Linked DNA regions of Mus musculus: regions 1 and 2 are each linked to region 3. Evidence: chromatin loops called from intact Hi-C (ENCODE). Cell type or tissue: heart. All regions are shown on one strand. Links, peaks and the distances in the headings refer to the core of each region. The heading gives the core; the rest is flanking DNA.

Region 1 (8,054 bases), core at 2,200-6,199, 170 kb before region 3:
AATTTGCTTTAGGGGGCTGGAGTGATGGCTCAGCAGTTAGGCATGCATACTGCTCTTGCAGAACACCTGAGCAGTTCCCAACACCCACACCAGGCAGCTCGCAAACGCCTGTAACTAGTTCTCTGGGGAAACCCAGTAATTCCAGCTTGCATGAGTGTCTGAACTCACTCTTGTGCACGTGTGCGCACACACAGTCACACATACAAATTTACAAACACTAAATCTTTATTTTCTTTTAGTGAACTCAGCCTCCTAGTTGGTACTTGATGCCGCTGTTGGAATACATTGAGTCTTACTGAAGCCTGCAGACAATCGTGAGAGAGCCTGCGAACAGCCCGCCCACCCTCTCCTGAGGCACTGCGTGTAGGCGTGTTCATAGGGCATAAGGAAGGCTGAGGCCCTCTGGAGGGAAGGATGCCACCGTGCCTGCTAGAGGCACTGCTGTTGCCTAATGAGAAGCCTGACCTTTTCTTGTCTTGTCTTAGGCTAAGAAGTACTTTATGTTTGAATAACAGAATAATAAGTGACATCTACTATGAATAAGAAACATTAAAGCTTAACCTTGTCCCCTGAAAGCATTTCCCTGTGTTCATCCCAAAGAGATTTCAAACAAACAATAAGGGAAGCCATCATCATACCTCCTGCGTGTGCTCTTTATAGACTTGGAGAGGGCCTGTGGCTTTGGCAGTGTCCCAGAGCTGCAGTGAGCCATCACCACTACAGGTGACAAGGACATGCTCATTGTTTTCACTCCAGGTAACGTCAAACAAGCCGTCATTCCAGTCAAAGCTACGCCAGAAAAGAAAATACATGCACTGCAGATCACAAAATGATTAACATCTTAATTTTATAGTTACTGTTTTTTTCCTTGTTTTTCACATATTGTAACACACATTACCTCAGATGATCTTGAAAACTACAAGAGATAAATAGAGCAGGTACTCCACAGTGGCCTGGAAGCACAGCCCAGGAAGGGCAGGTAGATAGCTCCAAAGTTAAACTGAAAGGAGGTTTCCAAACACTCATATGAGGTATCCACCAAAGACATGCTGACATCACCTGCTTTTATTGTAGTGCACCTGTGACTCACAGCATGCACTTGTGAGACTTTCAAAATACGGAGACCAATCATTTCAAATACTCCCACAAATCTTTCTTCATCTGAGCTACGAGCAGGTAGTGGCTTTCTACAGAATCTCTTTCCTCTGCCTTTGACTAATCCTGATAGAAGTAGCGTGTGTCCATCACTCAACCTGGAAGACAGGTCCAGAGAGAAACACTGGGCAGTCCACAGGATGAGCGCTAGCTCTTGCTTAAGGAAACTAAATTACTAAGACGCTCACTGTTTTACGTTTTAAATGTATAATTTATAAGCAGACACTAGTAAGCTTGAGAACATGGCATAATCATAGTTAGCAAAAATAATTTCTATATGATGCCAATGTAAAAGTTTATTTTACATCATAAATTAAAAACCTATTAGTTCCAAATATTCAAAATGCAACTGCATTAAGACTTTGACAGAGGTTGACTGTATATGTACACTTAATAATTAGAGCCATTATAATGGTTTGAGGAGAATGGCCACCACAGGCTCTTAGGTTTGAATACTCAGTCCCTAGGTGATACAAGTATTTGGGAAGGATTTAGGAGATGTGGTATTGCTGGAAGAAGTGTGCCACTGGGGCCAGGCTCTGGGACTTCAAAAGACTTGCCCCATTCCCAGAGTGGATCTCTCTGCCTCCCATCTGTGGCTCAAGATGTGAGCTCTCAGCTGTTCCTGTAGCCATGACTTTGCTCCACCATTATAGACTCTGACCCTGACCCACTAAGATTATAAGCCTAAAGTAACTACTTTCTTTTGTAAGTTGCCTTAATCTTGATGCCTTATCACAGCACCAGAAATGTCAATCACTTTACCTTCTAAAAATCTGAAGTCCAGATTCATTTTGATCCAATACTAATAGAGTTCCACAGCCTAGAAGAAATACAAAACAAAACAAAGCCCTAAGTCATGTTGTTTAACCTCCTGGGAGTCATCTATGATGAAATCTTAAACATTGTGGACCAGCTTTAACTACCACAAATTTCCCATAAAATAACTGCAACCGTATATACAGAACAATTAAAAGTTACATAGTATGCTTCAGTCCTTAAATATCCAACTTACCATCTGGCCAGACTGGAATCGGAACACCAGTCTGGGGAAACGCATCAGAGTGCCAACTCACACCGGGCCTGGTGCTAGGCACGCAAACCTTTCAAGCTGGAGCTAATAACAGAAGACAAGGAAGGCTTGTGCTTACAAACCCCCAAGACTGTGGTTCTCCCCTGCTGATACACGCAGAACACACCAATCACAGCATTTTAAGACAGTATATGTGGAAATACCATATACTCGTTGGTCAGGTGTTGAAAACAACATTAACTTCAGTTATGTGCCAACAATCAATAATTTTTGCTGAAAGACTAATGTCTCTTTCTCTCCCCCATCTCACACTCCATTAACATCTGTTCAAAGGGAATCTGCACTTGAACTTTACAAGGTAAGATGACTAATTACTATGCTCACATGCACATTCAACTGTTCAAACTAGAGTCTTCACAGAATTTCGCTTTGAGTTTTTGTGATCAGTGAGGTGGGTAAAGTGTTAAAGATCTTCCACTTAAACGTAACTGATGAAGAAGAAAAAAAAAAGTCAACTGTCAGGTCAGAGACCCGACCCCTTCCATGTGCAGAGCCAGCTTCTAATCCCAGTACCCACTTGGCAGCTGACAACCATCAGTAATGGATCCAACACCCTCTTTGAATCTTCTCTTCTGACCTTAGCTGGCACCAGGCATGGTTCACAGACATACATACAAGCAAAAAACTCAGACACACACACAAAAAATCTCTAGAAAACAATTCCTAATTATACCAATTTCTTGTAAGAAACCTTTATAAAAGTCTAAAGTTTGATGGCCAAGAACTGTGAACCCAACCGTGAAAGCACTAAGCACTAATGGACAAACTATACGGAAACAAGTTTATTTACCACTACTTTTCAGAAATCGTATTTTTTTCCTGCAGTAAACAAGTATTACAGATCACTGACATTATGCAATGGTTTGCCATACACTGCTCCTGTGCATAAACAGCAGATGGGGTATAAGTTAAAATAAATGGCTTGAGCACTTAGACATCTCTGCACATTTATCCACTTCCCCTAGAACAACTAAAAGCGAGCACAGAATTTTCTAGTTTTTTTTTTTTTCTTTTTCAAGAAAGGGCCAGCGTCTCCCTAAGTCTCTGTTGAGGATGGCTTTGAACTGGTGGCTCTGTTGACTCCACCTTGCAAGTACTGACAAGTGCATCCTTCTTACAGAAGGGAAAGGACTAGCTGTAGACTTCCCCTGGGCTCCAATGCCAACTCCGCAGAAAGGGGGACCTAGGAGGGAGGGCCGAGCTCTGTCGCCCCCTGGCGGTGGCGGCGGCACCGCGCGCTCAGCGGCGCGTCCTACGCCCGCCCCGGAGGCGCGGCCCGCGCTCACCCGCGATGCCGTAGTGCTGCGCCGCGGCACAGGCCAGGCGGCCCGGCAGGTACGGAGAGAACTCGGCCGCATAGCCGTGGCGGCCGGGCACCCGCAGCGTCCGCGCCGCGCTCATTCCGCTCGCCCGCCGTCACTCGGCCTCCCGGCCCGAGCGCGGAAACAGTCTCGAGGTAGAAGTGCCCCACTGCGGCTCACTGAAAGTCCAGGAAGGCCGGGCGGAAGTGACGACGCCGACGCCCGGAATCCTAGATTTTGATTGGGCTACATAGAAAAGGGAACTGACGCCGCGAGGACCATTTTTCTTTTGGGCAAAAATCCAATGATTTGCTCTAACTAAAATCAACTGGTCTTTCAGAGATTATTCTAGACCTAAAAGAGAAGATACTCGCTAGGAGTCACTTCAGACAGTTGTTCACGTTTAATTGCAACCTCCATGTTTTTTTTTTAAATAAAAACCTTGTGTTTTTATTAATTGCTTGAACTTTAAAACTTTGCTATTCTGACATTTTCCTGATGGTTACGAAATAAAAGCCACAACAAACTCGGAAAGCAGTTAGTGAGTCCAAGGGCAACGAATGGAGTACTAGGTTGCCCAAGGTAATTTGAATCCAGACAACAATGAAGTTAAAGGATAGGACTATTATCATGTGCAATTTGCGGTCTATAGGTTTTATGTAGTTAGTTGCACTATGCAGATATATTCCAGTAATTAAGGAAGACTTGGGCTCATTAATTTCTTCATTCAAATGTTTGCCAAGCATATGCAATGTGGTAGATGAATGTGCAGTTTGCCAAACCAAACACTGAAGAGTGAAAGAGACTTGTTAATCATTAAACCAGTCAACCTGCACAGACCAAGTCATGTACCAAGCTTGGTGCTAGACTTTTGCATTCAAAAGACCCACTGGGATACGTGGTTGAGCTCAAGAGATTACAAGACTTGAAAGCTGTCAAGTGTAATCAAAATGCTATTGATGCTGTGATGAATATACACAGATGTTTTTAGGGTAGGGTGTCAGGGAACATTTTAGAAAGGAGATAATCTAGGGTGAATTCATACAAATGACTTTCTCTAACTAAAAAGTTGGAAGCCATTGTGGGATCAGGAGAAGGGTGAAGAACCCAGGAAACCTAAAACCGCAAGGGATGGTAGCTGCCAGGACTCAGTCTAGCCTGATAGAGAAAGAGCACTTTGGGTAGATTCCACCTGGTGAGAGAAAATCAAATGCTCCAACATGAACTCTTGTATTGTACCCCATGCCCAAGGAACTGTGCTGCAGCTTAAATAATAGAGATCTGTGCAAGTTTTCAGATATGGATCATTTAGTGAGTTATCATTCCCAAGCAACAGTAACTGGAGGCTAGAGATTGGCAATGGAGTACAGTTAGAGACTTTAGCAACAACTCAAGCAGAAGATGCTATAGTTGGGTAATAGTGTTTTGTTGAGAATTATGGAAAGGTGTGGAGAGGGTACGCTTAAGGGTCAAATGAAGACAAAAAGCTTAAATGGTTTCCAACTCTTAGTATAGTACTTATCTAGACACAGGAATTGTTTATTGAAATAAGGACAATGGAGCATTAATAAACTCCAGTTCTGCATGTTGACTGTGTACTGTGTGCAGTACTTGAATACAGCACAATGGAGTCCAGCCAAGCCTTCTTACTTGCATGTAGATAATATTTAAACCACGGAAATTATTTTTATTTAGCAAGAGAATGGAATGAGAGAAGACAGATAAAGGCAGATTTGGGGCAAACAGCCACATGGAAAGCTGGCAGTGGAGAAGCTATGGAAGGGAGAGAGATCCACAAGATGGGGACTGTAGACTCATTTATTACTTGGGGCTGGAGAGATGGCTCAGTGGGTAAGAGCAATGACTGTTCTTCCAGAGGCCCTGAGTTCAATTCCCAGCAACCACATGGTGGCTCACAACCATCTGTAATGAGGACTGATGCACTCTTCTGGTGTGTCTGAACACAGGGACAGTGTACTCACATATGTTCACATCACATAAAATAAATGTCTCTTAAAAAAATACTGCTCAAGCCAGGCATGGTAAATGAATGCCTTTAAACCCAGAATTTCGGAGACAGAGGCAGGTAGATCTCTGAGTTTGAAGCCAGCCTAGTCTACAGAGTGGCTGTCCTGGGGACAACCAGGGCTACAGAGAGAAACCCTGTCTCCAAAAACAAAACAACAAACAAACAAGAAGTATTTTTCAAGCTTGGAAGATTTGCACACTATTTTCAGATGTAGATTTAAATGCTTAGAAATTAGATTTGCATCAGGCAATGACACAACAGAGTTCTTATGGCTATGTAAGTATCTGTTTAGGGGCCTGGTATCTCTGTCCATAGCAGTACTAAATGCAGACTGGACAAAATATGGAAATTATTCCAATAACAGCAGATAACCTATGCAAATATTCTACCATTCAACTAGCTATAGCCCTGTGAAACTTTACAAGGGTGGAAGACAGGAGGATCACTGGTATTTAACTGGTCACCAGTCTAGCTCTGGGTAGCAGGGGAATAAGGTGGAGAGTGATAGAGAAGGGACATCTGATAGTCTTCTCTGGCCTCAGTGTGTACACCAAGATGGCTACCTGCACACAAATGCACATAAAGCACACACACACACACACACACACACACACACACACACACGCTACTCTGAGTGATTCTCATACGCTAACTACAGTACAAAGAATAAAAGCACATTTAGAGTAAAGTGTTCAGCTTTGTCAGGAACTTAGAAAATGGAAGCAGACACTGGACCTGTTAAAGGGATGGTATGCCCCAAAGCAATCCAGGATTCTGTGTCGGGAAGGCAGAGGGAGCATGCCCTCACACACACTAGGCAAACACACTACCAAGAGCTACAACCCAAGTCTCAGACTGAGTTTGCTAAGATAGTACATGCAGGGTATCACTTGGGCAATGGAAGGCCTGGGAATGATATGATATCTTCCTTCTGGAACCAGAAGATACCACCAGACCTGAATTCCTCACATGGCTCATTTTTAGTTATTGCCAGCTTTACTGCTTTAAGTTGAAATTTGAATTCCAGTGATATTTCATTTGTATTAGGCAATGAGTATGCTACATGTAATACTTGAGTTACCTTGGAAGTTTACAAGCATGGGAGGTATCTGCATGCCTGTTTGTTCCAGGAGCTTTACACTCAGGTAAACCTGAGGTCCAGTGCATGTGGTATCATTTCAATTACACTACCTGTGTGCTGTTATCAAGGGTGACACAAGATGGCTTACAAAATCCTGAATCGGTGTCAACATGAAGACCTCTGTTGCTCATGTTTGCAGACACTCGAAAGTTCAATTCCAAATTAAACTACTATTCTGATTAGATAAAGAGCAATTTGAGCTCATGAGTAAAAGAGCAACTGGCCCCTACTTTTCAAAAACAGAACAATTTTGTTTTGTTTTATTCTCTCTGCATATCCCTGGCTGTCCTGGAATGCTCTCTGTAGATCAGGTTGGCCTCAAACTCACAGAGAACCACCTGCCTCTGCCTCCAGAGTGCTGGGATTAAAAGCATGCATGGACATTGCTCAGCCGAGAACAATTTTTTTTTTAAAGAAAGTATGATGCATTAAAAAGTAACTCTGTTGGCAATGTTAAGTTAACTGAAAAGTTAGAGTCATGCAGACATATACTGTATGCCAACTTCTCTCGAGACTGGTATTCCTCTCTGTTAGCTTTCAGAGAAAAAACATTCAAGAACCTTAAAAATGAAATTAATTTCCTTTCTCCATCTCCCTAAGACAATTTGCCCCCAGATTTCGTCTGACCGGCTTCACTGTTGCTGGTTTGCTTTGAAGCTGACCCCAACCCAGGAATGGTCTTACCTTCCTGTCTCACAAGGAAACTCTGTCCTCTTAAGCTTCTCCATGAATCTGAACGCTTCCAGAAATTCCAACCAACTATAAAATCGAATTTCTGATTTTTTAAAAAGAATTCATCATAAGTCTATGAGAATTAAAATTGCTTTTCTTATTTTTCCTTTTTTTCAAGCCATAGATCGTCTCCTCTTTGTAGCAAATTTGATGAATAAAAATGTTTGTAAGATGACCAATATTAAGACAGCTTTATAGTGGAGAAAGCATGGCTGAGTAGCAGAAGACTCTGTGTTTTGAAAAAAGGCACTTGGACATTTGGGGTTGTGTTCTATTAAATGAGCATAGTGGGTCTAATCTTTTTTAAAAAATCTTTTTATTATAACTTTAAGGCTTCTTATAAGGAAAATCCACCATACTTGGAAGATATTTCTATTCAAACTAAGTCCAGCAGAGGGTAGCCAAGCTTTAGCCTGTGTTTCCGTCATGGCAGGGTAACATTTCCTGTCAGTGGAGGACCTGTCAGGGAATCTTAGTTAACAAAGCAAATGGTTGAAAAGTGTGCTCCCTGAGAGCTATAAAGCAATGTCCCCCAAAGTTAAAACTATCTTGACCTAAATTCATTTTCTTTTTAAAAATAGTATTTTTTAGATATTCATCCAA
Region 2 (8,054 bases), core at 2,466-6,465, 49 kb before region 3:
ATAATTTCAGACTGCAAACACTAATGCTTTTACAGTGTTCCTCTGATGTCTCTGATTGATTGCTAATATAAATGTTAATACAAATTTACCTGCATACAATGTTTAGTAAGGCCATGGGTTTTCGTTATACCATTTGCTAAGACTGTTGTTCTCTTATTTTTTAGGAAATTATTTGCCAGAAGAATACTGTGAGTATTTGGCTTAACTTTCCAATTTTTTTTTTTTACTTTTTTCTTTTCCATTAATTAATCTGTTATTTCTAAATCTGTACAGATGGTCAATTTTCATTTCTTTTACTCCTTTTTAGAGCTTCTCACATGTCTGTATGAACACAATTATGTTCTCTAACTCATCATAGTGGATATTATAACAATGGAAGATAACACTAATACCTACTTTTTGAATATATAATTATGTTTTAGAAAAAAACTTTCATAGTACATTCAATGTTACAGAACTATAATTGGCAATATCAAGGCATATAACAAAGAAATATATATGTGTATATATATTATCCATATATGTCAATATCTATGGATATAAATACATAGATGTATATGTATATATGTGTTGATATACATGGATATATACATATGTGAATATATAAATATATATCATATATATTTTCTGTGTTTCTGTTTGTCTATCATGTATCTTCTATTTTGAGGCATTCAGGCAAATTCTTAGGTTGTCTTTTTGTCTTTGTTTGTATAGTGCTGGGGACTGAACCCATGGGCATCTACTTGTTAGGCAAGTGTTCTACCACTGAGCCAAATCCCCAAGCCCTTTCTCTAAGCCTGAAATTCTTCCTTGAGATCACATTACAGAGCGCAAACTCCTCATACAGAATTAAATTAATGTGAAAACCAGAGATATTTAATATTTTAAATTAAAAAAGACTGCATGGGAAATGTTGAACTATTACCGTAGAAATGGGAATGGCCCTGTGGCTCAGTGGTATATTTTATCTTGGGAAGTAAGGCAGTGTTTAAGAACCCTAAAACAGGTATACATCTACAATTCAGAGCGAGAATAACATGTGACATAAGACCTACATAATTCCACATGAGATGGCAAGATTAACGTTATAGTTGGTGGGTTTAAGATTTCACCACAAGGAAGACGCATTGCAGTGTGGATAATGTGGCCATTTTAAACTCTTATCTCTCACATTTCATCAGGAAATGAACACTTCCATTCCATGCTTCAGTGCTGTGTAACACATTTTATTCAGCTGGTATTAATTAAATGTGAATGGTATGCTAGGACCTGGGTGTGGTGCCTACCAATCACACTAGTGCTTGAGAATAAAAACAGTGGTGTTTATAACTGTTGTGTGAGATCAAATTGTGGGAATGCTAGAGTATCAGGACAGGTAAACAAAGAATCAAACAGATACATTTTTAGGAAATTAGGGCACATGACTTGCTGAAGAGATGGTGGCCATCATTATATCAAAGCCCACCAAAGGAGGTAGCATTCCCTAAGCCTGAAGGGCAGGAAGGGTAAGAGGAGCCTCGTGCCTTGTGATATTGATTTAGGTTCTGCTGCAATCTGGGGACTGGATGTGATCTGACTTATGTATACTTCCTTCAGTGTGTTTGAATGCTGTGACCATTTCCTTCCAGGCGTTTGACTCCTTCTCCACACGTACTTTTGTTCCTTCATATAGTTCTTAAGGATTAAAAAGGAAGATCAGCATTATTGATATCTCTGGATATGGTCAAGTATAGGTTTTAGATTTTGAGCATTAGGATTTTACACATATAGACAGAGCGAGGGGAAAGGAGAGAAGAACAGAGAGATAGAGAGACAGAGAGAGAATATGCATCCAGCTTGGGCAGTGGCTCCAGTCAAAGGATTAAGTTAGGTGGCTGTGCTGCTCTGAGATCCGGGTAGCATCCTAGGAGAACAAGTTCTTTTTCACTCTTCCTGATTGGCCTCCCCATCACTTTGTAAAGGGCAACTTGATTTGGTTTAAACCCCACATCTCCCCTTGTGGAAGTCCTTCTCATACTCTGACGTCAGGTCAGTCTCATTTCTTGCTCACTGCCGACACCCAGGTGCTTCAAAGCATAACATGCTCATAAATAATTAAATCTGGCCATAAAAGCTCATGCTTGTAGTGAGCTGTCATTATTACTTCATGCAGATGCCTGTGAAGGCGATATCGGGAGGGAGAGCAAGTGCAGCGCCCTATGAAGGTCATGTGAGATGGTTAATTCACCCTAACAACAACAACATGCTCTATCTACAGAGAAAGCACTGGGCGAGAAGCTTGAATACACCAAGGCCAGGAGCTTGGTCTAAGCTCGATGCCACCTCGCCTGTAAAGTGGCACCAAGAGCCTCTTCTGTGTGTGTTGTGGTCATGTAAGCACTGAGGCTATGGTGACAGTAAGGCCACATGTCCCTTCTTCCTTGCAAGTACTGAGTTAATGTTTGCTCTTGCCAGTCAGGGCCGAGCAGTAAGAGAGTGCACACTCCCTGCACGCCTGAGGCCAGGACTCCTAGTGCTGTCCAGGAGGCACACATCCCGTCTACTGCTCAGACCTTTGCATACGCTTTTCTTTATGGGTTTCCCTTAGAGGTCCCTGGCATTTCATTGGGTTATCTCAAATCAGACCCTGATCTGTGTTTACATTCCCATGCACCCCAAATCCCTCCCGGTCTTTCGAAGGCAAGCTATACTCCTTCCAAGTGAGCGTTCCATTCCAGCCCACTTCAAGTTTCAGTCTCTTTAGTCTTCTCAGAGTTTAGCTGGGGGGGGGGGGGGGCTCTATGTGGGGTCTGCTGCCTGAGGTTCTTAAGAAAGCAGCGTGCTGACAGTGAGGCCGCATTCTTGCTTCCTGGTAATGCAACCATTCTTGTAAAGAGGCCCCACTTGGATCCACCTTCAGCGCCTTCCCGTGCATGCAGCTGTATCTCCGTCCCAGTTGATTCTCCTTTTGGGTGCTAAGCTTGAGCTTTATAAGGACTTACTGGTTCAGGTTGCCTCAACCCCGAGCTGGTTATGCCACATAGCTTTCTGCCTCATTTCCTTACATCTTGGCTCCTGCTCTTACAGTCTATCCTGTTGCCTACCCAGAATGCCCACGTGCACAGCCACTCTTGTTTTGTCTTCTCTGCCCAGGATCCTCTGCTCGCTTCACACTCCTCAGAATACATAGTTGAAAGTCTTTAGCTTGCCTTGCGGTCCTTTTCTTTGGGCCCTAACTGCAGTCAGACTTGCTTACCCCGGGGTCTATAGTCCGGTTCCCTTTGTCATCTCCCAACAGTGCTTCTGTTGGGCACAAATGTCCCTTCATTTGGCATGATCTGGAAACTGCTAGGTCAGCCAAGCCTGGTCTTAGTGACTCTGGGAGAGGGCACAGACTGCAGCTAGCGAAAGGCAGGATGTGCAGGGGTTGGGAGTCTGTGGACAGCAGCCTAAGCCTTACCCTCATCACAGGCTCGCCTGTGGGGCTTCGTGCAGCTTTGTTTGTAGCTCACGTAGGTAGATGTTAAAGACTGTCTGGGAGCTGGGTAGAGAGAGGATAGCAGGCAGTCAGTGTGGAGGTCAGAGTGTAGCAGGGAAGGCAGTGTGGACCAGGAAAACCATTGCAGAGACTCAGGCAGGTGTAAGGTGTGTGCACCTCCTTGCTAGCAGAGAGGAGGGAGTCAGGCAAATCTGAGCTTGTAGAGCCAGGAGAGCAAGGGCTGCGACAGTCTCACAGTCTCGGGTTTCAGTGAGTGGGAGACAAGATAGTGTGGACCTGGAAGGAAGCAGCTGTATTCTGGGCTTGCTCCTGCCTTCCCAGGGGAACCCTTAAACTCCCAGTGAAACTCCTAAGCTCTCAGTGTTTTGTTCTCCTTTTGTTGAGCCTGATTGAATTTCTGATTCCCTGGAGGCTGGAAGTTATGCTTAAATCATTCTTGTTTTAGCACGTATCCTAGTAGCAACGTGTGACGGCACATGCATATTTAATGGCTGATAAAAGATACTTTATCATGTGCAAGTCCTAATTATACTGAAGTAAGCAATTAAGGAAGTTGGAAAATTCTGTTTTCATGGGTCATCAATAAGAAATGAATCTCTTCTGTTTCCCTTTGCACTCAGAATTATTGTTAAGAATAATAACTTTAGTCACTGTAACACGACCTGGCGTTTTTTTTGTCAGTGTGGTACCCCCCCTAGGCAAGCTCCCTACTGTCTGGTGCCTCCTGTCTCTCTAGGTGTGCACCGGGAACTACACCTTCATCCCCTACATGGTGACACCACACAACAAGGTCTACTGCTGTGACAGCAGCTTCATGAAGGGCCTGACTGAGCTCATGCAGCCTAACTTCGAGCTCCTGCTGGGGCCCATCTGCTTACCCCTCGTGGACCGTTTCGTTCAGCTTTTGAAGGTGGCGCAAGCGAGTTCCAGGTAACACTTGGTGCCCACAGTGGGCGATGAGCCTGCAGTGCTGTCCTGCTTTGTTTATTTGTGTCTCTTGTCACATGTTCCTACTTAAGAGCCAGGGAACAATTTGCAGTACCTTCTGAGTGGGGGAGAAAGTGTGTCATTTTCGTTCACAAGTCAAATGGCCCCAATCTATTAATTGTTTTATAATAATGACAAAGGTATGTATGTATGTATGTATGTATGTACTTATAAGTACTTATATTCATTTAACTTATTTTTAAATAATTTTATTTATATAATCTTATTTATAAATAATATGCTTATAAAGAAATAAACACACACATGCACACGGTCAGTTATGGCTACATCAGAATAAATTTCCAGAGACTTTTAGTATAAGCGCCAAAACATGGCAGGATTTGCTAAGAAGATAGTTTAGCTAAGAATAATCCTTGGCACTTGCTGCCCATCCTGACAGCTTTAGTTCAGGCCCCAAAATGGTAGAAGGAGAAGAATGGTTCCTGTAAAGTTGGCCTCAGACAACCCATCCCCGAGACTAGGCACACACAAAAGCGCACACACATGCTCTAAGTCAGAAATGTAAAATAGTTCTCTTGATTCCAATAGCTCTGGCCGGCCTGGAACTTCTTATGTGGTCTCAAACTCTTTATGGAGGGGGGCTTCCAATACTCAAAGATTTACCTGCCTCTGCCTCCTCTGAGTGCGAGGATCATGAGCATATGTCCAGCAAGTGTGATTAAAAAAAAAAAAAGAAGAATCAGTTGTTTATGGTAATGGATAATGGTACTGAGCTAGAGAGTAAAGGTTGTAGTGAAGTAAGATCATGGGCCTATCTAAATTAATTGGGATAATTTGCACTCGAGTTAGTAAGATGAATATTAAAATTTGTATATTTTTTGAAATATGGCAGAAATCTAAAAGAAATACATGGACTCCCAAATTTGTTAATAATGCCAGATACACATATGTTAATGTGCTGGAAACTAGTCGTGGACAAATGTCATGCGTTTTCCTCATAAAGTACTGTATTTCAGTGAATTGATTTCTAGAGCTAACTCTTTGAAATGTCTGGTGTTTCGCCAGCCAGTACTTCCGGGAATCCATACTCAGCGATATCAGGAAAGCACGGAACCTGTACACTGGTAAAGAATTGGCAGCTGAATTGGCGAGGATCCGGCAACGGGTAGACAATATTGAAGTTTTGACAGCAGACATTGTTATCAACCTGTTGCTTTCCTACAGAGACATCCAGGTGAGAGGACTCTCAGTCACCCTCAGGTATCATGCTGGAGGAGGGAGGGACGCGGGTGTAGACCGACAGCTAGGTAGTAAGCAGTCCATGTTGCTGCATCATTTCCACTGCCAGGTCTTAGGCTTTTTTTTAAGAGCCAGCAAGTAGAGTAAACTCTCAGTGAGGGCCGTGGTGTTAGAGTTGTATCATGAAATCCAGGTAACTCCTGGCTTCTTGTTCCTGTATCCAGCCTCTTGGCCCTGTGTAAAACTTTGTCTATGAGAGAGACTCGGTTTACAAAGAACCATGACAGTTAGCAGCCTGTGGCTAGAGGAAACTCACTTACCGTGACATGAAATAGTCTTGCTACTTACAGCAGAATTTCAGTCAGTTGCTCCATGACCTTCAAACTTTTCATGTCTTTGATGGAAGCCTGCAGATCAGGAGCTACGTGAGAGGAGACAGTCGTGTGTCTGTGGTTCATTGGTTCATTTGTTTTGTCTCTTTGGGTTTTGTCAAATACCATAACTTTATTTTTCATGCCTCAATCCATATAGTAGGAATTTAGGAGAAACACAGCTGTTTCTAGGGTTTTCAAACGTCTCAACCGAGTATTATTATTTTTTAAAATAATACTTTTATTGATTATTTGGGAATTTCACATAATGTACCACAATCACTCACTTCCTGGTCCTCCCAGGTCCATCCCCCTGAACTTGTAACCTCCCTCCAAAAAAACAAAAGAGAAAAAAAAGAAAAAGAAAAGTATATATATATATATATATATATACTAAGTCTATTTTGTGTGGCCTGTATAATCATTGAAACATGGCTAACCCTCAGTGGCCAGCCCCTTAAAGAAAACTGAGTCCTTCCCCATCCCCACCCCTACCGGAAGCCATCAGCCGTGAAGAGCTACACTTGAGAATCCCCATCAATCACAGCTCTTAACAGCCCTCTTCCATGGCTTCCTGTCTAGACTGTTTGTGTGTGTGTGTGTTGGAGGGGGTTTGCTGCAGATACCTTCTATGCCCCTCAACAATTCTAACGTTGCGGTTCATCCCTTTCTCAGAGTTAGATGCCTGGCTGTCTTGTTGAATATTTCTCCTCAGGGTTTAATTCTGTTGTGCTATTTGTTTGACTGAAAGGACTATGACTCCATAGTGAAGCTGGTAGAGACGTTAGAAAAACTTCCAACCTTCGACTTGGCCTCGCACCACCACGTGAAGTTTCATTACGCATTTGCACTGAACAGGTAAGATAGCCCCTTCTGGGATGCTCTGACGTGATGACTGAACTCGTACAAAGTCCCCAGGAGCTGCCAGGCAGCCCCCAATTAGAATATTGTTGCACTGTATCTACCTCAGCCACTGAAGTACTACAAGCACACTTTCTGGTTTCTCTCTGGTTCTTTTGCGGGGACAGGGTCTCACTGTGTATCTCAGGCTGGCCTGAGCTTCTGATCCTCCCACTTCTGTCTTTTGATGACTGTTATTACTACTAGTCCCCTCCCTCCCTCCCTCCCTCCCTCCCTCCCTCCCTCCCTCCCTCTCTCTCTCTCTCTCTCTCTCTCTCTGTGTGTGTGTGTGTGTGTGTGTGTGTGTGTGTGTCCTCTGTCTCTCTGTTAGTAAAAGCCTTTCCTGGTATTTGTAGATATAATTCTTTTTTTTTTCTGTGACAGAACTTGTGTTTGCTATTTATATTTTATAACGTTCAGTGCTTTATCAATATGATACTACTTTTTTAGCAAATATAGTTGTCCTTGGGCAGTTGTTAAAAATTTGTTCCAAACTCTTTAAAGGTACTCAGATTCAAGGATGTTCAAGTCCTTATATAATGATATAGTATCTCCTATGACAATCACACATTCTCTATACATTTAAAGCAATCTCTAGATAACTATATCTAACATAATATGATGCTATGTAGATGGTTGTTTTTTCCTGTTCAGGGAAAAAAATCTGCATGTTCAGTATAGACATTTCTCCAAATATTTTCAATGCATATTTGATGGAACCGGGACTGAGACTTCACAAGGACATGAGACAACCTCAGTATCATCTGCCTTCCCATACTGGTTCATTCAAGTATGAGGAAGTTTTGAGGAAGCAAATGTGTTTCCCATGCAGAGACAGTTTTCCCAAGGACCACTGCGAACATGATTAGTTATGATCAGAACTCTGCCGGTGACTCTGTCTGAGTCACTTTTGACAGAGTCTATCTTGGCCCCCACTCTGTCTTCTGCCTATGTCATAGCCCAGCTTCCAGTGCAGCTCCCCAGGTGCAGTTGTCGCAGAGGGTCACCCGTGCTCTGACCACGGATGGAACCAGCATCCTGAGTAGTCCAAAAGACTTAGCTGTATCGCTCTTTCCTTCACAGTAACAGGGATGAGCATGCATGTCGCTGCAGAAGAA
Region 3 (8,054 bases), core at 2,158-6,157:
ATTGCTGTGTCTGTAATCCCAGATCTTGGGAGGTATAGGCAAAAAGATCATAAATTCAAGGCCATCTTCAGCCACACAGTGAATTCCAGGCCAACCTGAGCTAAAAGAAGCCCTTCCCTCCCCGGCTTTTGATCTAAAGATTATATGAAGTGATGCAGAGAGTTCACATCACAGAGCCCTTTATTCTAATGAGCACCACAAATATTTTAAGGATAATAACAACAATTATAAAATGGCTGCTTTTTTTTTTTAAATTAGAGCTGACCCCTAATTTTCAGACCTGAGAATTTAGCCTTGCTTTATGCTTTTAACAATGTGAGAGTATCATTTGGGGGATTTTAAGTATCCATTAGAACATACATTGAGCTACCTGTTGTGTGAGCCTGCAGAATAACTATAATTTTGCGCATTGTTAGAGTAAGTCAACACATACATTGATAGGAAAATCGCCGTGTGAGTCTGATGTGCAGCTGTGGTTGAGAACAAGTTTAATAAAGGGCTGTGTGCATTCCAAATGTCTCAGTTGTAGCCAATGATGAAGAATCGTTGTTTCCTTGACTTTATGACTAAGTTGGGCTCCTAGGGATGGTAGTTTTCAAAGGATGGCTGGATCCTTGGCACTTGGGCGACAAGAACTGGATTAAAATCTGGATTTCTGTTGTGTGTCCCACCTGACTCGTCAGAACTCACGTGCATGAACCACCAGTGTCGGAGGCTAAGCAGGCCCAGCCGTACAGCATGTTTATAATACAGGAAGAATAACTTATACACTGGGGTATTCACATCAGCTGGGATAAGCCTTTCCCAGCTGTCAATCATGCCCAGGCCCTGGCTATCAAAACATTAGCAAGTCACCTGTCACAGAAACCAGACAGCTGCCCTGCAGCACCCTGATTCTGATTGTCCTGATATTTTAAGTTATTGTATGTTTGAATACATTCGGTCCTGTTAAGTCTGATAAGGGGTAGTGTTTAGGCAGACAGGCTACAGGCTGGATAGCATGAAAGCACCCAGTGAGTGTGCAGTTATCCATTTCCAAAAGGATGTCTGTGCATCCGCCTCCAAGTGGCTTCTCTCAGAACTGTGGCCTTTTCAGATCCAACCTGTGGAGTGCTGGCTCCACTACTGTGTTCATGAGACAACTGTGGACTGGCTGCACTAGACTTTTATAGTTTGCCCACTAACAGGTTATAATAACTAAAGGATCTTCACACGACAAAATACATCTTATACGAGCTAATATCGGCCACTATGAGCGGTGTTGTTATGAGGCCCAGCTATCTAGCCCTTAATGTAGAAAATTCCAAAAGGTACTATTGTCTTTTTTATAGTACTAACTTATCCATAAAGGGACCTGCCTTGGCGAGAACTTTCTGACAGCTAAGGCATTCTCTGTGTTCTTTGTGAGGAGAGACTGGCGGACACCACATCAGTAGCATTTCTTGTATATAAGTAAGACCTCCCTTGGAGCGAGCGTTCTGTGACACCTGAGGAGGCCTGTGGTAAATAATGTGATGAAACGCCTGCTGCTTCCTCCCTATGAGGAGTTCCGTGGCTTGTGGGGAAGACCTTGTGGACCTTTGGTCGGTGAAGTTCAGTGAGGATCAATAAGCTTCTTTCGGAAGCTTCCGGAAGGACTCGGAGTCTGGGCTTTGGTTTGGAGCAGGACTGGAAGAGAAAAGGGAAAAGAATGACCTTGGCTCGGAAGAAGAGAGCAAAGTCCCACGGAGGCAGTGTAAGCAAGTGTGAGCCTGGGGCGTTCAGGGTCAATAGGAGCCTTTCCCGCTTACCAGGGAGGGGTGATGATGGCAGTGGCAAATATATTGGTAGGCAGGGTGGTATACAATCACAATTTGTTTCCTGAATGAGGAAAGAGAATTTAGACGTGTGCTGTCTGTCATTGAAGCCACTTAAAGTCTAAGGGCTGGCAAGAAGGCAGCATAGAATAGCCAGGATAGGGTCAGAGTGAAGCTGCTGCGAAGGTGGAAAAACTTGTATTACCTGCTGCTTGCTGAGTGACCTGGGCCGTCCAGATAACTCTTCCTGTAGCCTCCTTACATGAAGAAAAGACGATAACTTATGGAGAGTGCATGTGATAATTACCACGAGTCCCCCGGCACAGGGCTAAATGCACAGAACGTGCGTCAGTGATGTTACCACTGTGGCTGTGAGACGTATCTCACCTTGACATAAGAGTTTGGGAATCTTGGACCCTGGAGGGGCAGGGAAAAGGCTGCTAAAGGAAAGAACCAGAAATGAAGTAGTCAGGGAACCTAGAGCGGGAAAGGGGGGTTGCAGCTGCAGAGTGGCGGGTCACTTGAAAAGAAAAGGGGAAAAAATGTATAATGTCATTAGGAAGATTAACTAAATGGAACTATTAAGTGTTAGTGGTTCAAAGTCTAAGAGTGATAACACCAGCAGGTTCTAGGTTTCGCCTAGAAGGGAAGGGTGAATTCTGGGGGAGTTTCATTTTGGACCCGGACACTTGGAACTGATGACCTACAAGCACCTACAGAGATACAGTTTGTTCAGACAACCCGGGCACAATCGATGTGTGTTCTAATCATACCTCTTTGAAGTGCACTGCCTTGTTTACAACACTCTAAAGTAGATGCAGACATGGTCTTATACTGGGCAGAGAGCAAGGCTAGGAGAGATCTTCAGAGGCTTAACCAGAAAGAGCAAGGTTACCCAGGGACACTTGGAACAGAACGCGACTAAAGGAATTAGCGATGAACACAGTCCTAGAATGAGTGCAGAGCCAATGGATTTTGGAAGACAGGAAGAGAACAAGGACGGAGCCAGAGATTTTTGGAAACAGTACTTCTTCCAACTAGATGTTTTGTTTGCTCTTTCAGAAGGGTTCTCTCTGTTAAGTGGGTCTGGTGTGGATGTTTTTAGTCTCTCTGACAATTTTTACAGTATGCTAAGAAATGCATGTGTTAAGATATAAATGGGTATGTGAGGCAGGGCTATTGGCTTAGGCTGTGAATTATCCACCATCTACTTCTGTGTTCTTTAAAAATGTATTTATTTATTTTGCTTGCATCCATGTATATGCAATGTATTATTTTGGGGGGCTACAAAGATCAGAAGAGGGCCCCCGGATCCATTGGAACTGGAATTATAGATGTCCGTGAGACATCCTGTAGGTGCAGGGAATGAGCCTGGCCTCTCTGTGGGTGCTCTAACTCCTAAGCCATCCCTCTGCTTCTCCCACTGTCTCTTGACATATGTGGGCTGCACCTGTGGTATCCCATCCCCTGTAGTGGTCATAGTAAAATAGTCCATGTACAAAAACTTAAGCTTTTGCAAACCAGTGTCCCTCTGGGTTGTAAGTTGGTTCTCTGTAGACATCCATTCAGTCCAAATCTTGAAGACTGCATGAGGCATAGTTAATGAATCCTAGCCCTGTACCTGTTCCCTGTGGGCGTTTGATGTTTCCAGTCAGTACCTGAGGAAAGTCTGCATGTGTATTGTGCAGGCTGCCTGCCCTCTCTTAGCCCAGCTCTTGGCAGTGGCCATGTAGAGTGGTCAAGATAACTGTGTGAAGGATTCTTACCCAGTTCCAGGTGGTCAGTCTTTCCTGCTTATGGTGTGTTTGGCCATAACTCCCAAGTTCAACCAAGAGGGAAACGGTATTTCCTATCCTGAGAAGTTCAGAGACGGGTTCTTTCTGAGGGGGATTTTGTACCCGAGTTCTGAGCTCAGTTCTCTGTAAGTTGTTGGCTGTCTTCTCATGGTCATAAACAGCTACTCCAGGCATTGCCTCATACAGACAGCATCCCAGAAAGGAGAATCCAGCCCAAACCTTCATAACAACAGCCAGCCACCTGTAAGGAACTTGAACTGTTCATGGCCAGTTTAGACTAAATTCCCTGCCCCAGCAGATCCTGAACAACAACAACAACAACAAATCCAAAAGCCCTGTTGTTACTGTTAGCTAGGGAGAAGGGACAAGGGAGGAATGACTGTTAGCTCAGGTAAGCAATAAGGCCTGACAGTATAATTATTAAATTATTACTACCACTTTCACTGCTAACTCCTACTTCTTATTCCTGCCCTTGGCAGGGCGTGGAATTTGGGGTGGATCAGTTCCTAGAAAACAGTGCTTCTTTGCTGGTTCAAACAGGTAACCATGGTGTGGGGTCTGCTGGGGCTAATTAACCTCTCCAGCTCTGCATCTCTGGATCCTGGTACTTACTCTGCAGCTCACCAGTGCCTCCCTGTGGTGAGTCCCTGCTAGCCGTGAAGGTTGGGCCTCCTCCAGTGCAGTGGCTGTAGCTTAGGCTTTGAACTTAAGAGCACTGTAGTGAGATGTGTCCAGGCAAAGCAGCCTTCAGGAAACCAGATACTCAGGAAGTAGTCTGCTCTTTTCCTACCAAACCAGCCTGGTCTATTGAGGAACCCATCCTTGGTTTCTCCCAGTGCCACTTTAGAGCTGTGTGTACCTGCCACCCAGCCTGCTCTGCTCTCATGCCCAGTCCCAGCCCAACCGTGGTCTTGGGCAACAGCTCAGCGGCAGACTGCAGAGGTAAGGGTACACTGTGCGTTTGAGTCACACATAGGTCAGCAGCGAAGTCTGGGTCACACAGTTATGGAGACATTTTGACCTCAGGTTGACAGACAATAGGAGTGAGATTGAGAGCAGAGGCCGAAGGCTGCTGTTTTAATTTGCTGCTGTCTAGTACTTGGTTCCTTTATATGTGGCCTTTCTTTTTCTTAATTTAAATGTATACACACATTTTCATCGGTTTACTGGTTCACATATGTGTGCAAGTACGTGTGCACACATGCATGTATGTATATGTCCAGGTGTACATGCATATGTGTGTATGTGTGAAGGCTGAGGACAGCTTCAGGTGGCATCTTCATGAGTGCTGACTCTTTTGAGACAGGGTCTCTGAATGGCCTTGGATTCACCAGGTAGGGCAGAATGATTGACTTCCTGCCTCTGGCCCACTCAGGGATTGCATGGGGCCTGCCACTCCCTGGCATTTTTACATGGGTTCTAAGGAATCAAACTCGGGGCTGTGTTTGCAGGTGAGTGCTTTAGTGACCTAGTCATCGCCTCAGCTCCCCACTAGGCCTTTCTGCATTGCCCTCCCTCCCTGGACCTCACAACAGAATCTGCTAAAATCCCAGTAAGGTGCACTAAACACTGGTTTTTGAATAGTTTGCATCAAACTTGAGAGGGCCTATCCACACTCCTGGTTGGATGGCCCTAGGAAAGATATAGGAGTTGTGGATAGAGATTGTAGGTTTTTGGGTTGCTTTTGCCAAGAGAAGAGTTCTAGACCACCTCAAAGCTGCAAAGCTCAGCTTCTGTTTCATTAGCCAGGACGAGGCCACAACCTCAGAGCAGTGGGGAAGGGGCTCTTTTCATGGTTGTTTTACATATCATACTATTAATTGCATGCTGTGGTCAAACATTTGATGATTTTTCAATGTCTGTTATAACTTTTACAGAGGGTAAAAAAATAATTAAGAAAATAATTAGGGTAGTTTCGCTGTTATTGAAGGAAGAGATCAAGCAGGAGAGACTTCTAAAGACTCCCAGGCAGGCTCTGGCATGGGTGTTAGTTGGTGATGGCGTGGGTGACAGTCTTGTCACTGTTGTCAGTCACAAGATGGAAGGCCACTCGCTGGTTTAGTAGATGAGCTTGAGACAATTTTCATTGCCTAGTGTAAGTTCAGAGTCATCCGCTGGGTCTTCGCTCTTACAGACAGAGTTCTGTTGATGGATAAGTTCGCTCCAATTGGCTGTCAGACTCCTAAATAAAGAACCATCTACTGGAGCCTTGTAAAGGGAGCCCATTGGATTTCAGCATCTGATCGGCAAGTTCAAAAAGAAACTGAATCCTGACGGTTCATTTTTATAGGACTCTCTAGGAAAGCTTTAAAAAAAAAAAAAAAAAACTTTGTTGATGTTCTGAATAAAGCTGATAGAAAACCGAATAAAACCCTAAACTGATGTTGATGGCAGAGTATCTGGCCGCCTTCTTCAGTCAGGGAGCAGGTGATTAAGGTGTTCACCTTGGAATTAGCTATTGCTAAGAGGAAGGACTGAAAGCCAGGGTACAGCGCATGGCCAGCTGAACTAGCACTCAGGCCCCACACCAAACCAGGTAGGAAGGCTAAGGTAAAAAGCTCACCTTGTACATATATGTCAGTCTGGGAGATGTAGGGAAAATGATTAAAGAACAATTATTTGATAATAATTAGGATATTTTAGTCATGGTTGAGAGATAAATTTTAAGTTTTTAAAACATGAATTCTATGAATCACTTGTGTCACATAATAATCAAATTTTTGTGTCCAAACATTATTAGCATAATAATTAAGTTTTGCATAAATTATGTAATAATTCCTTTGAGCTGTAATGGACAGTCTACATGCAGATACACTTTGACACACACACACATACACACACACACATATTAATTTATGAAAAATAAAAAGATACAGAGGTTTTGTTGAAATTTCTACCTAAAGTTAGTTCCAAGCTGGCTGTGGGGTGTACTTCTGGAATCCTAGCACTCAAGAAGCTGAGACCGAACAATGGCAAGTCCATGGCCAGCCTGGGCTATACAGATTGATTTTCTCTCTCAGAAAAGATATGCTAAGTCTGGGGAGATGACTTGGTCAGTAATGTGCTTCATAGAAGCGTGGAGACTGAGTTCCATTCTCAGAACCAGCACTTTAAAAGCCCAGGAGTGGAGTGTGCACCCACACTCCCAAACCTGGGGACATGGAAACAGCTGCCCGTGGGGCCTAAGAGCAAAGCTGCACCACACTGGAGAAATCAGGAGGGACAGGCGAGGTTGTCCCGAGGCCGCCACATGCATTTGCACGCATGTGCTTCCAAACCCTATACATGTGAACTCAAACACACAAGTGCAAGGAAGGTAGCAGGCAGCTGGCCCAAAGGAACATGAGCTTATTTGCTGGAGCCACTGAGCTACCGTAGCCTCTCAGCTACCCTGATCACCGGGTTGTTGCTTTGTTTCGTTCTGGTGTTTACTTAAAATTAAAGCACAGCAGTTACAACTAAAATTAAAGTTTAAATTTCATGACAGTAATTCTTGCAGGGTTTTTGAAAGCTGTTGTCTGGAAGTACAGGTGTTATTAAATAAACATCACCCTCGTGGGCTCAGTCAGATAATCGCCTCGTGAGGAGATATACATCAGGAAAACAACTTTGTTTTTAAAAAATAATAATATTAAATGATTTTATGATTTTTTTCCATTCATTGTTCCTCATCTTCTCCTGTGTTTCAGAAAGGTATACACGAGTGGAACTTCGGTGCTTCCTCTGTCAGGGGAGTGAGGTAAGGCTCCCTGGGCCATTTGGTGTACTTAGAAGACACGCTCCTGAGATATTCATAGCATATTTTATTAAATTAAATCATAATTTAAATTTGAAAAACATTTCAAGAACCGTTCTTTGTTATAAAGACTCAGCCTTCAGCCTCTCTCCCTGCTGCGAACGGTGCCTCACCATCATAGATCCTTGAGCTGACCCCATGCTTGTGACTCCGGGGTAAATGTGAACTGTGGCCTGGAGTCAGCATGTGGCTACAAGGGAGCCGTGTAGAGGTCTTCTCCCGCTGGCTGAGCTTTTAGTTAAGGCTGTAAGATGGCTTCCTGACCTTTGTGTTACCAGGATCTGTGGATCCAAGCTCTGCAGGACATCAACCAGGCTACACCCTGAACTCGAATTAATGATGACATACAAATAGGAAATTCATTAAATTTTCCCCCAAGGTTACTGTTGATGCAATTATGTTTGTGAGGTCACAGTGACAAGCCAGTTCAGTTCTAAAACTTTGTCATAATGCCAATGACTCAGAAAAAGAAAAAAAAAGTGCTCTCTCCTGGGGATTAGAAATAAGGTTATGGGTCAGAATCCAATGTCAGCAGTTAAGTGTTTGAAACTTTGTTGTCTAGAAGTCCGGGTCTCTAGACTCATTCAACATTCAGACCAAATTCTGTTTACTACTGTTTGTCCCCACCACCACCACCACCCCCCCCCCACCACCCCCATGGAAATG

What was found. A loop is a pair of places that touch in the nucleus more often than their neighbours do. Peaks named below come from ENCODE experiments on the same cell type or tissue, not always from the same donor. Only the 100,000 strongest peaks of a DNase experiment are listed, where the experiment ranks them.
Region 1: it touches region 3 in a loop (4-fold over the local background); 14 of 42 quality-filtered maps call a loop at or near these places.
Region 2: a loop joins it to region 3, with 2.0 times the contacts of the local background. A loop is called at or near these places in 3 of 42 quality-filtered maps.

The regions. Positions count from the first base shown.
Region 1 is chr10:19,903,925-19,911,978 of GRCm38, forward strand. Pex7 (peroxisomal biogenesis factor 7) reads right to left here and starts at 3,750. Exons shown (of 10, transcript NM_008822.2): 1 at 3,535-3,750; 2 at 1,921-1,978; 3 at 639-789. The coding sequence starts at 3,649. In heart, for the core only: no CTCF peak of the experiment used is centred there; DNase peaks (open chromatin) are centred at 3,487 and 3,747; H3K4me3 peaks cover 1,205 bases; H3K27ac peaks cover 956 bases; H3K27me3 peaks cover 190 bases.
Region 2 is chr10:20,019,394-20,027,447 of GRCm38, forward strand. Map3k5 (mitogen-activated protein kinase kinase kinase 5) reads left to right here. Exons shown (of 30, transcript NM_008580.4): 3 at 165-188; 4 at 4,215-4,408; 5 at 5,492-5,660; 6 at 6,788-6,894. Among named protein-coding and RNA genes, the nearest start is that of Map3k5, 89 kb to the left of the region's middle. In heart, for the core only: a CTCF peak has its summit at 4,370; no DNase peak of the experiment used is centred there; H3K27ac peaks cover 467 bases.
Region 3 is chr10:20,069,201-20,077,254 of GRCm38, forward strand. Map3k5 (mitogen-activated protein kinase kinase kinase 5) reads left to right here. Exons shown (of 30, transcript NM_008580.4): 12 at 7,282-7,331. Among named protein-coding and RNA genes, the nearest start is that of Map7, 98 kb to the right of the region's middle. In heart, for the core only: a CTCF peak has its summit at 4,223; DNase peaks (open chromatin) are centred at 2,721 and 4,241.